Regions from separate parts of the Homo sapiens genome. Here region 2 is linked to region 1. Evidence: chromatin contacts called from ENCODE Hi-C data. All regions are on one chromosome and are shown on one strand. Each heading gives the region's core, a stretch centred on a gene start or an enhancer-like site at or near the end of the contact. The rest is flanking DNA. Distances are from core to core; before and after follow the strand shown. Region 1 has its middle 25 kb from the start of CXXC1. Region 2 has its middle 330 kb from the start of LINC01630.

Evidence for each region. A loop is a pair of places that touch in the nucleus more often than their neighbours do. Pooled maps may share reads with other maps.
Region 2: a loop to region 1 is called in a map with no recorded cell type, with 7 times the contacts of the local background. The contact joins two enhancer-like sites. A Hi-C loop is called at or near these places in 2 of 37 single-sample maps with no recorded cell type and 3 of 50 pooled maps.

Annotation. Positions count from the first base shown.
Region 1 is chr18:50,309,578-50,316,353 of GRCh38, reverse strand. No RefSeq gene overlaps it. Among named protein-coding and RNA genes, the nearest start is that of CXXC1, 25 kb to the right of the region's middle. Within about 2 kb of position 3,498, at least 3 of the 41 ENCODE cell types and tissues checked have a DNase peak (open chromatin) inside an H3K27ac peak, as active enhancers do.
Region 2 is chr18:51,722,020-51,728,795 of GRCh38, reverse strand. No RefSeq gene overlaps it. Among named protein-coding and RNA genes, the nearest start is that of LINC01630, 330 kb to the right of the region's middle. Within about 2 kb of position 3,280, at least 2 of the 41 ENCODE cell types and tissues checked have a DNase peak (open chromatin) inside an H3K27ac peak, as active enhancers do.

The sequences.
Region 1 (6,776 bases), core at 2,249-4,748:
TCCCAAAGTGCTGGGATTACAGGCATGAGCCACCACACCCGGCCTGCTAGTACTCTTTTTCTGAGTACTCTTTTCCTCTGCCTTCATGAAAATATCTTTCACATCACTAAAAACAAGGCTGTACTCAGGTTTGTATATAAAAGTATTTTCAAATTAATTAATTAATTGAAACATTTATCAAGTGTTGCATCAATTTACTTAATCTTGAGGGTAATTAATTGCTTGAAAGGAATTATGATGTCTAATGTTTGCATAAAGTCTCTCATTATAGGATCTATTCTTGTTATATAATCAGACCCAGCTAAAGAGAAAGAAGGCAATTATCTCAGAAACTCTGCAGGAAACTTATTAAATGGGCTCATACCAATGAGGCAGGGAACTTAACTTCTGTCTTTTGACAATTTCAATGTACCACACAATTTTAATATTGAGACTACAACAGTGAAACGAATAAACTTGTGAAGAAATAAAGCCACCTGTGGGAACAGATATTTCACAAGGTGCAGCAAAAACTGCCTTAAATGAACAAGCAAATGTTGTTGGTACATGTTCTTCTAGAATAATGACATATACCTAAGTGTGAAAAGGCAATGCTGCAGCAAAAATTTGTGTTTCTCTAGTGTTCCTTCCATTCAGGTAATATAGGGGGAGGAGAGAAGGCTTGCTATGATTAGTTGACTCTATTCTTGCCTAACTGCTTAACACAGTATCTCCGTGTGGTGTCCTTGCTTGAGTACACATGTGTGGTTTCCTCCTGCCAATTTCTGAAAGCATTTGTAAGGTTTCAGTAACCTAGCCCTTAATGTACGAAAAATAATGACCAATTACTTACTGAGCTCCACTGAATAAGTCTACTTATTGCAGACTAAGTGTCTACATTCCTTGTCTCTAATTCTGTCATCAATCTTATAAGACAGAGATTCACCCCATATTACAGATGGGGAAACTGAGGTTCAGAAATGTTGCATTATCAGACCAAGGTTCCACATCTGACAAATGGTAAAGTCAGAATTTGAATGGAGGAGTCAGTTTCCCTGGCTCCAGTGCTTGTGTTTCATCTGTGACGTCATGATGCTGCCGCCCAGCTGCACTCCCAGACATCCCCTCGTTTCACAGACTTTTAATGACTCTCAAATAGTCACTCTTAATTTGAATCTTTTCTGTTCATTCTAGATCTTTAATAATTCTGACTTTGAAAAAAGATTAGGTAAATACACAGCTGCACCACACTTGTCCACCATCTGGAAAAAAAATGCCATGCTCTGAGAAATTTTAACGTAAGATTCTTAACACAGAAACACAATTTAATTGACATAATGAACTTCAAGAATAAAAAGATATTTGTGCAAGCTTTAAAGCAAGAAAGAAAAAATATCATGCACAATAGAAAAATCAGGCTAGTCAAAAATTTCTTCACAGCAATATTTCTGCTCAATATTTTACTTGAAAGACTTCAAACTTGCAGAAAAATGGAATACTGCTACTACATAGAACACCAAGATTTACCAACTAATATTTTCCTCATTTGTTTATCTCTATCTATGTATGGATTAATCACTTTTTTATTTTTGTATTCTCATTTTCTTTGAAAATTTTGTTCTCAACCATTTGAAGTTAGGATGCAAATATCACAACACTTCACATTTTTGTTGAAATGTTTCTACTTATGGGAAGATGAAATGTCCAACCCAAACAATGAATGAAAGATATCTTAAATTCTGACTACCTATAATGTGAGCTGGATGCCAGAGAGGCTCAGAGGTAATTGGAAATTAGAGCATTGGCCTCTTATTTAAACAATATAGGTGAATCAATGTAGGAGCTTTATGGTAGGAAATTTCTCCAATATTTAGTAATAAGAGATTTATAAGACTTGAAAGCATGAGTTAATCTATTTGAAGAAAAAGGAGTACATATCTCAGTCAGAATTCCAGCAAAATGTGCAGATAGTATTTAGGGAAAGCAATAAGCAATAGTAGGTTCCCTACAGTTTGCAACACCAGGGAACTATTACTACATCTAGCCTGGAAGGCAATGTTTATGGAAACCTATTGAGAACAGCTGTATGGGAGAGGGCCATCTGAGAGGAGCTGTGAAATTTGCTAGGGTACTTGGTAACCCATAGAGAATCGACAGGGAAAGATCTGGGACAGTAAGCACCCTCCCTCATTCACTTCCCAGGACAGCAACCACCCTCCCTCATTCACCTCCCAGTCTCTAGGTCTCCTGGTGATCCTCCCCAGTGATTAAACCAGCTGTAAGCCAAAAGTCAAAGGCTACTCATGAAACAGTCCACAAAGGTCAGCCCTCTGAGGCAGAGAGTACGGTGGCAAAAGGTAAACAGTGCATTTGTTGGACAAAAATGAAAGACAAAATTGTTAGACAAAATTATCTGCATATACTTTCTACCTACCATTCCCATTTTGGTAGAATAATTTTTACAACACAGACATAGTTACACACACACAAACAATTGTAACTGAGTACTATATATAGGTTACATAATTATATTTATAATATAAAGCTATTGTAATATAAAACAGTTGTAATACAAATCTGATTATAACATAAATAGACTTTGCTATTTTGAATAGTACTGCAATAAACATAGGAGTACAGGTGTCTTTTTGATAGAATGATTTCTTTTCCTTTGAGTAGATGCCCAGTAGTGGGACTGCTGGGTCAAATGGTAGTTCTATTTTTAGTTCTTGGTAAAATGTCCAATGTGTGGTAAGTAAATACACCAAGACACAAAGAATTGCAGCAGAGAAAGAGGTTTAATCACAAGGCAGCCAAACAAGGAGACTGGAGGAAACCTCAAATCCACCTCCTCAAGGAGTTTAGGATCTAGGGATTTTAAGGGGTTTGGATGGTTAGTGGGCCAAGGTATAAGGATCACTGATTGGTTGAAGAATGAAGGGTGACGTCATGGAACTAAAGAAATTGCATTCTTGCATTGAGTCAGTTCTCCTTTTGGTGTCTTCAGACTGGTGGGCATGAGCTGTCCTGCTAGAATTCAGGATCTGGGCCAGGCATGGTGGCTCATGCCACCATGACAGAGATTCATCCCAGCACTTTTGGAGGCCAAGGCAAGAGGATCTCTTGAAGCCAAGAGTTCAAGAGCAGCCTGGGCAACAGAACAAGATTCTGTTCCTACAAAAATAAAATAAAGTTAGTTGGGTGCGGTGGTAAGCACCTATAGTCCCAGCTACTTGGGAGGCTGAGGTGGAAAGATCACTTGAGCCCAGAAGTTTAGAGGCTGCAGTGAACTGTGATCATGCCACTGTACTCCAGCCTGAGTGACAGAGCAACATCTTGTCTCTAAAAATAATAATAATACAATTTTTAAAAAAGAATTCAGAATCTGAAAATCATCTTGAATGGAAAGTTTCAGACTTCTAATGCTAAAGATGCTATCTATAGGAACAATGAGGAAGTTCATGGTCTGTGTTCTGGCCTACGTGACTTTCGGTTAGTTAGCAATTACAGCGAAGTGGGCCAAAGTGTAGCCTGATTAATGCTTGACTGCCCTTCAGCCCAAAACCTGGCATGTTATTATGAGGATGGTTTCAAGAAGACAGAATGAGAGAGGAAAAACTAAAATGTAAGAATAAAATAAAGCAACTGAGAGAATACTAACGTGAGAATATTAAAAAGAATTTGGAAATGCCAATTTACAGAAATAACAGCCTTAAGAGTGGATACACATCAGTCATACCCTTATATGTTGGTAAAAATATGCATCAGTATATAATACAATGTGTAGAAAAGAACTAGCAAAGCAGACCTGAGACTGCTATTCTTAGAAAGGCCTGCTTGCAAAGTTGGCCCTTGGCTGACATCTGGGAACTTAACTGGTAAACAGGTACCTACACTGATATAAAACTTTCCCTTGGTCGGGCACAGTGGTTCATGCCTGTAATCCTATAACCTTGGGAGGCTGAGGCAGGAGGATTGCTTGACGTCAGAAGTTCAGAAGTTCTAGGCAATATAGCAACACTCCGTCTCTACAAAAATATTTTATAAATTGGTCAGGTGTGGTGGCACACATCTGTAGTCCTAGCTACTATGAGGCTGAGACAGGAGGATTGCTTGAGCCTGGGAGTTTAACGCTGCAGTGAGTTCTGATCAAACCCCTACACTCCAGCCTGGGTGACAGAGCAGGACCCTGCCTCTAAAAAAGTAAAATAAAATAAAACACTTTCCCTAAATGATAAGGGTGGCTCACTGTGCCTAGACTGTGTGGACAGTATGGTTTATGCTGAACAACTGCTTTCCATCTGGGTATCTGGAATCATGGTACATGGTAGGCAGGGAATGCCTATATGTCCAGCTCCCAGTAAAAGCCTTAGGGACAGTCTCTAATGACACCCCGATAACATATCACACATTGTCACACTCATTGCTAGAGGAAGTATGTCTTGTGCAACTCCACTGGGAGAGAACTCTTGGAAACTTGTGCCTGTGGTCCTTTGGACTTTGCCTCATGTGCCTTTTACCTTTGCTCATTTTGCCTTGTATCTTTTCATTGCAGCAAATCTTAGCCATGATTATGACTATGTGCTAAGTCATGTGTGCCCTTCTGGCAAATCATCAAAACTGGAGCTGGCCTTAGGAAGCCGCAACACATGCAGATATTGATTTTGTCTGTGCTCTAGAGTTCTGTGTTCAACCTCAAGTTAGCATGGAGGAACCAAAGTGCGATTTTGTAATTGAATTCTAGATATTAGCTTCAGTCTTACCCCTGGCAAGAAGTACCTTGAAAGTTTCTGTCCTAGAGGTCTTTGGTAGATCTGTGTTCTCCTCTCCTGCCGCTGTGGTCCCCACTTGAGCTGATTCTTAGTTCCTTGTTCTGCATTGCCTGTTCCCATGCCTGGAATTCTAAACCTTGGAGCTTAATTGCATTTTTAAATCTATGTCCTGATCCAGGTCCACTGTGATCCTCAGCTTTCAGAACCCTGGTCTTCACCATGCCCAGTCAATGCTATGGCTGCTCCGTTAGCTTTTTCATCTAGTTTCTCCCGTCCTGAGTTTCCCTGAGCCTATGCCCTAACTTCAGCCCAAGGCTAATTACAGCACTCAGAGTAGGAAGATTTATTATTAATATCGAATTTATTACTACTGGCTGTACAGCCTGGCAAAGGACTTAGGCTCCTGAGTCTAAACTGCTTAAACTGAACATGAATAATATAACCTTTCTTCTGTTTGCCTAATAAGGCACTTGTGAGGGTCAAATAAGATGTTTTTTTTGTTTGTTTTTGAGACAGTCTCACTCTGTCACCCAGGCTGGAGTGCAGTGGCACAATCTCGGCTCACTGCAACCTCCGCCTCCCAGGTTCAAGCAATTCTCTTGTCTCTGCCTCCCAAGTAGCTGGGATTACAGGCGTGCAACACCATGCCTGGCTAATTTTTGTATTTTTAGTAGAGACAGGGTTTCACCATATTGGCCAGGCTGGTCTCGAACTCCTGACCCACCTGCCTTGGCCTCCCAAAGTGCTAGGATTACAGGCATAAGCCACTGCACCCAGCCAGATTTTATATGTGTAAGTATTTATCAACTATGGAGCACTACACAGTTACACATTTCACATATTATGATTATTGCCATCATCTCCAAGCTATACCTACAGATAGAGTCACACAAATTTGACTTTTCTAAAAAGTCCTTACTAACCTTTCTCTAGGCCAACCACAAAAAAATCAAGCACTGGAATTGTCATACAAGACTTTAAAGCAGCCATGTAATCATCTTCCACAAGGTAAAGGTGAATGCCCTTGAAATGAATGGAAAATCAGAAATTCTCCACAGATGAAAAAGGCCCAAATAGAAACTTCAGAATTGAAAAATACAAAAACGTAATTAACATAAAACTGAGTGACATGGTTTGGGTTTGTTCCCACCCAAATCTCAACTAGAATTGTATCTCCCAGAATTCCTACGTGTTGTGGGAGGGACCCAATGGGAGGTAATTGAATCATGGGGGCGGTCTTTCCCATGCTATTCTCGTGATAGTGAATAAGTCTCAAGAGATCTCATGGGTTTATCAGGCGGTTCCGCTTTTGCTGCTTCTTCATTTTCTCCTGCTGCCGCCATGTAAGAAATGCCTTTTGCCTCCCACCATGATTCTGAGGCCCCCCAAGCTGTGTGGAAATGTAAGTCCAATTAAACCTCTTTTTCTTCCCAGTCTCGGGTATGTCTTTATCAGCAACGTGAATATGGACTAAAACACTGAGTCACCGTGTTAGCTCAATAGCGGAATGGAGATGACAGAGGAAGAAGTTGGGGAATTTAAAAATAGGTCAACACAAATTATACAATCTGAAAAATAGAGAAAAATAAGACTGAAAAGCAATGAAGCAGGCACAGTGGAATGCCTATAGTCCTAACTACTTGGAAGGTTGAGGTAGGAGGATCACTTGAACCTAGAAAAAGTCAACACCAGCCTGGGCAAGATCCTGTCTCTATCTCAGAGAGAGAGACAGAGAGAGAGAGAGAGAAAAGAAAAGCAGTGGACAGAGCTTTGAAAACTTTTTGAACAATATAAAAAATCCAAGTTAACCAGGCATGATGATAGCTCACACCTGTAATCCCAGCACTTTGCAATACCAAGGTAGGAAAATCACTTGAGCCCAGGAGTTCAAGACCAGCCTGGGCAACATAGTGAGATCCTGTCTTTACAAAAATTAAAAATTAAAAAAAATATAGCCAGACATGGCAGCATGCACCTGTAGTCTCAGCTACCCAGAAGACTGAGATAGGGGGACCACTTGAGCCC
Region 2 (6,776 bases), core at 2,031-4,530, 1.4 Mb before region 1:
ACCTCATTAGAAGGCAATTTTAACCGTCTAAGTAATATATGGGAAAGACCAGAATTACACCCTTACTACCTCTCAAAGAAGTAGAGAAAGGGTGGACTGGGAAAATATTTAGAGGAGAAAGTAAAAAAAAAAAATTTAAAAAGTTGATGACTGATAGATGTGAGTAGGCAGAGATAGAGAGGAATAGAAGATGATTCAGAGGTTTCTAAATTGGGTAAAGGGGTACATTGTGATATTAACTGAAACAAGGACAGCAGAAGAAGTAACAAGTTTGCAGAAATACCGTATGAAAAAGCCCAGTGTTAAACCTCTAAACTCAGCAAGTGCAAAGACCTGGATTGTTTCTGTTTCAGCTCCTACTTTGATTTGTAATCTAGTAATTTCTTTACTCCAGATCAAGAAGAGCAAATAGAACAATGAATATGAAAGTGCTTGGAGAAAAATATATGAGAACATATGCAAATAAGAACCCTCATTACCATTTATTCAAAGTAAATTTATTATGTCCTGATCCCAGGATCCTAGGAGCCTGTGCCAAAGTGTTCCTGCATCCAGCCTTCTCTCTTCCAGACCAGCAGCTGGGACAGAGAAAATAGAGGGTCAGAATTATGAGGTAGTCATCTTTCTTTTTTATCTAGAAAAGCTTTAGAAAAATATTTATGAGGACCAGACTGAAGACAACAAATCAGAATTTGCTTTCTGTGGCAGAGACAGGCTCCAGGCAGGACACAGAAGGGCAAGCAGGAAGCCAGAGAAAGGCTTCAAAATAAGGTTCCCCTCTTTTGAGTCAGGATGTAAGATGGACTCATCTGGAACACAGGTGTAGGCTGAGGGTTGAACCAAAGCACACTACCAAAAGCAAGGCAGGAAAAGCAAAGAGGAAGTAGGAACTCAGATGGAATAGACTTAGGTGATTAAACCATAAAACCACAAATAGAACACAGGCTAAGATGGCTAGTAAACTCACAGAAGTAGTAGGTAGCAAGCTGCTCTGCTGAGATCAGAGGCAGCATTCAGATGGATCAGTACCCAAAAAAGTAGCTCCCACGGCTCATGTCTCTCTTTAGCAGAGGGCTGTGGGATTCTCTGAGAAACTCAATTCAGTTCTAATGAGAACAGTCATGAGAGGGGGCCTGTTTCCAGTGGGACAGAGGCTTTCCCTTTGGTTCAGGAATTTCATTGAATATAACCAGTCACCTTTGACTGGGTGGACTCTCTGGGTCACTAAAGTCATAGCTGCTGAATTTATTTCCCAACATTGGGCCAGAAGTCCTAGCCCTGGGGTTTTTATTATCAAGACTCTGATGTTAATGAAGGTAATGACACCAGGCAGAGGTTACAGCCCTAGCATATTGCTTGTACATGCAGGAGCTCACTACAGGATTGGTGCCCTGAAAAAAATTAAAGCAAAGGTCTTTCCCAATTTCTTGGGGAGACTAGGATAAATATTATTAATATACTACCCCTAAATCAAATATATCATATTTTAATGATTGAGACGATATAATCAAATTCAACCAATTTCAAGAATTTATCGACTAAATCCAGTCTCTATAGGAACCAGCCATGCAACCCTGACCCCCAAAAAGACACTTCCCCTCCCTGGGTCTCCGGCACAGGTGTTAGTGAAATGAAGAAATAATGTCACAGCATCCCTGAGTGTCCTTCTAGTTTGTTTAAGGAATATACATAAAGCCAGCAGGATTTGAAATGAAAGCAATTATGCTTTGTGCCTTTATTCAACCTTTATTCAACACACATGGTCGTGTGTTGAAAGAGATATTAAATCTCACAGGGGAATTATAGAGATAAGAGCCAGCATTTGTGTGGCAGGGAAAGAATCCTATCTAAAAAGATACCTCCTCCTCCAACATTGGCCCATATGCAGTTCCTTGAAAGATACCTCCCGCAGCACATCTGCTGCCCCAACAGCCAGAATTCTGTGCCAGAGCCCACAGCATGAGCAGTGCAATTTCTCACTTCCCCAGAGTCTTCTCAGAAAAGAAATAGAGAACACAAGGGAAATGACCAAAGCCAAGTGAGTGGTGATTTCTCTGTCTGCCAAGTTGCTAAGACATGTCAGCTCTACTAGCTCTTGATCAGGGTGGGTGCCAACAAGTCTGAAAAAGCCTAGTACTACCAGGCAATCACGCTTCCCACTGAGTCCTGTCCTAGAGGATGAGATTGACCTTAGTGGCCTGTAACGCTGCAGACACAGGGAAAAGTTACTTGGAACAAGAAAGAAAAAAAATGTAACACTCGTACTTTATGTGTTTTCAGTTAACAATATGGCTGTGGAAGAAAAAAATAAATGAGCAAAATTTATAAAAAAAAGTATAAGTACTTTCCAGGAACTATAGAAGTACTTGGTTCTTTCCAAAGTATTGTCCAATACGGTAGCTGCTGGGCCCTTGTAACTATTTACATTTATATTAATTAAAATTAAACACAATTAAATCTTGAGTTTCTCAGTCACATGATCCACATTTCAAGTGCTCAATCGTCACACGTGACCACTGGCTACATATAGACAGCTACAGATACAGAACATCTGCATCATCGCAGAAAATTTTATGGGATAGAGCTGCTCTAAAAAGCTGAGTAGGCTGGGCGTGGTGGCTCATGCCTGTAATCCCAGCACTTTGGGAGGGCGGGGCTGGTGGATCACTTGAGGTCAGGAGTTCGAGACCAGCCTGGTCAATATGGTGAAACCCCGTCTCTACTAAAAATACAAAAATTAGTTGGGCATGGTGGTGGGCGCCTGTTAGTCCCAGCTACTCAGGAGGCCGAGGCAGAAGAATTGCTTGAATCTGGGAGGCAGAGGTTGCGGTGAGACGAGATTACACCACTGCACTTCAGCCTAGGGAGACAGAGCAAGACTCCGTCTCAAAAGATAAAAAATAAAATAAAAAGCTGAGTATATCAAAGAAAGTGGAAAACAAACCAGCATAACATCAATGAGGTTGCCTCCCATATCACTACTTGTTTAGAAGAAAATGTTAATTATTTCTATTTGTTGGCAAATCCTCTACCTGTTTCCTGTAGCTTTGGCACTTTACCTCACAGCTTCCGCTTAGCTGTTAGTCAAAGTCACAGCATTAAAACAAAAGAGTAGCACTTCCTTCAAGTTGGGAAGTGTCTGGACTCCCGCTAGTCTTTCAGAAAATACTACCCAGGCAGCTCCTCAAGCTGGGCCCTCACTTCCATCTCCTTTCTGTGAGCAAATCGAGTCATCTGCCCTCACGGCCTCTACTCCCACTGTGTAATTAACTCCCTTGGGTTTTCACTGAATGAGTGACTCAGCAAAATGACTTTTTAAATGAACGTTCACATTTAGCAATTCTGCCCACATACAAACTGGGACTGGAACTGACTTTTTAAGTAAACATACTGAGACTTTGATAACTAAATTAGTGGGTTTTGTTCCAAATAGTCACCCTAGCAGGTAACATCCTGCTTCCAATCATACAGATGTGTCTCAGATCACTGCTGGAACATTTCTTAGGGAATTGGCTTCAAGGCACATGTAAGTGTAAAGTGACAAAACGTTCTTTAATAAGGGATGTGGATGTCTTCTCGCGCTCTCCTCTTTAGAGTGTCTCTGAAAACTAAGAGGCCACAGAACTTTTGATTTTACAAAGCAGGTCACAAGCCTTCTGACCCTTGGAACTATAAATACATGCCTCCAAAATTAACACGGGAGGCATATAGGGACAATCACAAGGTGCATATTCATTTGTCTGTCAAACAGATGAGACATTTTAATTGTCTTTTTTTCTACTTTACTGTATAAATTTATGTGCGATTCTGTCCAGACTTTATAGTCACTTCCATGCTGCTGGATGTGTGTGTAAATCTGATAATGCTCACCAGGTAATAAATGGTTTCTCCCTCTTCTCTATGTTTCAGAAGGGTCTTGTGTTGGCAGAATTATATTTCCCCAACAACTGAAACACATGCATTTAAATATTTTAAACCTGTATGTTCACAGGCAAATTTGATTCTTGGAACCCCTTTCAAAAGTCACCTGGAATTTGAGTAGTGGTATGAATGATCATTTAAGATTATAGAGTTTGGGATAAAAAATGAAGCAGGTTTTTCTTTTGGTTTTTTAATATGACTCACAGGTTAATTTCCAGGAATACTTCTTTGAAGGGGATGAAAACTTGGGTTCATTTAAAAAAAAAGTCCTATTACTTTATAATTCTACCAAGTATATAATACATATAATATATTCAAAACACCTAAACAGATTTTTATACTCTCAGTAAATGATTTTTTCCCTTATTTTTATACATGTCCTTAAAATAAATGGACTTCATTAAAGATACCAGATATCCCAGCAATAATTTACAGATATTGGATTTAAAGAGCACATAGTAAAATTCAGTTGAGTCAAAAGAGTAGAAAAAGCTAATTTTGTATCATTTTCCCCATATTCTGAGGACCTATCATTGGCTGTATACAGAACGTAAAATCAAATACAATATTTTCCCAATATTCACAATCTATTTGATTAACTCCCCAGATGCAAACATAAAGAGAGGAGAAAGAAGCCTCAGGAAAGAGATTTTGACAAGACTGAACATGGCCAGCACCATCTCTTTCTGGGAACAGGCATGAAGGATTAGTTGGTGCCATCTCTCCAGCCCTCTGAGGTGGATGGCACACTGTTGAGGTGCCGGGTGATCACATGAGCTACCGGTTGGATATTACTGGAAAGGCACGTTCTCTCAGATTAATGTGTTGCTGTTGGTCCTCCTCTGATCTCCACGAAGGCGCCAGGTATATGCATCCATCTTGGCGATCTTCAGGTGGTGTGGCAGAAAAAGCACCCTATACCTTGCCAGGAGTTTGGAAACCCAGGTTCTCAAGACAGTTTCTCGATCAGTGAGTAGGATGACTTTAGCAGGGCCCAGACACTCCCTGTACCCCAGATTATGGATCTGAAAAATGAGGGGAAGTGATGATCTCTAAGATCCTTTTACTAAAGGAGCTAAGACTCAGACTTAGCTCCTTTAGGCCAGTGTCTCTTGAATTTGAAAGACCCTGAGAATCATGTAGGAGCACTGGTTTAGAAAAAGACAGATTGTTGATCTTTATCCCAAAATCTTCAGGGAAAGGGACAGGGAAACTAAATGTTTAAATGAAGACTCAGGTGAGACTGCGATAGAACAATGAAGGGTAAGGAGCCACCCGAAGTCTCCACTGTTCTACCTAGCTTTGATCTCATTTTAGAATGAAAAGTTAAAAACTCTATCTTTATTCCTATTTTTCAACTATACTCAGATATTAGCATTTTAGCAACTAAAGAGCAGGGCCATATCTCTCACTGTTATTCTTCCAGTGCATAAAGTAGTGAATCTCTAAATTTGTCCAGGGTATTTAATAGACTTCATTTTAAGTGAGAATGAACATCAAGAAGGGAGAAAGAAGCCTCAGGAAAGAGATGTTGACAAGACTAAACACGGCCAGCGCCATCTTTGCCAGCATTTGGAATTTGTTGGGCTGTTGCAAATATAAATGGTTATTTTTTTCCCAAAAGAAAGGGATGAGGAGGAAGATATGAAGGAGAGGAAATAGAAACTCAAATCTGGTTGCAAAATGACCTTTGTTACCAATGATCCCACGAATATTGTAGCAGACAGTCAAATGGATATCAATCAAGTGGATTACAGTGTTTCCCTTCCCTGACCTTTGCAATACAGGCTTACTGAGAAAGAAGGCAGGGCAGGAAGAGGCTGGACCAGGAACACCAGCCCATCTCTAGTTCACTACTTTAGGAGTGGCTAATGAATGGTGCCCATCAGGTGTTTCAGAAGGTTCTGAACAAGCAGGGCTCAAACTCAGCCAACAGCCACATCCACGAGCACTCAGACAAAGACTATAGAACAATAGAATTCCCTAGATTGTAATAATTGTAGGGTTTAAGTCTATAAGGCTTATAGCAGATTTCAAGGGCCCTTTCCAACAAATAACAAATATGTGCATATCCGCGCACGTGCACGCACACACACACACACATATTTTGGATTCTATATGTCTAGGCTGATATATGCATTGTACCCTATGAGGTTCCAAGTGGCTACTGAAAGCAGAAAAACTGAATTTTATTCTCAAATAGGAAGAAATTGAAGATGTGTCTCAATAAGAGATTTTTTCTTAAGTGAAAAATTTTCTTTTTCTTAAAGAAAATGTACAGACTTCCTAATCCTTGAAGTACACAAATAGCCTAACTTGTTTGAGAACTCCATCCCTGCAAGTAATCTCAGATTGGAACTGAGGCCTGAAATACAACCAATATCTGACCTTACTACTTCCTCGTTGCTTTCTGATAATTTGAGGAACATTTGGATACCATGCTCAGACTGACCAACAAATAAATGGCCAAGAGCCAGCTTGAGTGGCAGCAAAATCCATAAAACTGACTTGCATTAAGAAATCAGCTTGTGTTGCAGGAGGTCATCTCAGCAGAGGAATGCAGTGGTATCTGACATCTGACTGCCCTTTCATGGTTTTATGCTGGGGGGTAAAACCTGGACCCACAGTTACTGCACAGCCGTGGTAGAAGGAGGGATGTTCAGGAAGGCGTTGACAGCTGACTCAGCTGCAGCTGGGATGATACTTTTGCTGATGTGTAGAGCATTCCTATAGAAACACTTTATCCTTTTGATTAAATGTAATAAATCTTCTCTTGTTTAAGTAGTAGGTGGTTTGCTTTTGGAAAAGCTTTAAAGAGAAAAATCAACATCTGTGGTCCATGGAAAAGCAGGAAA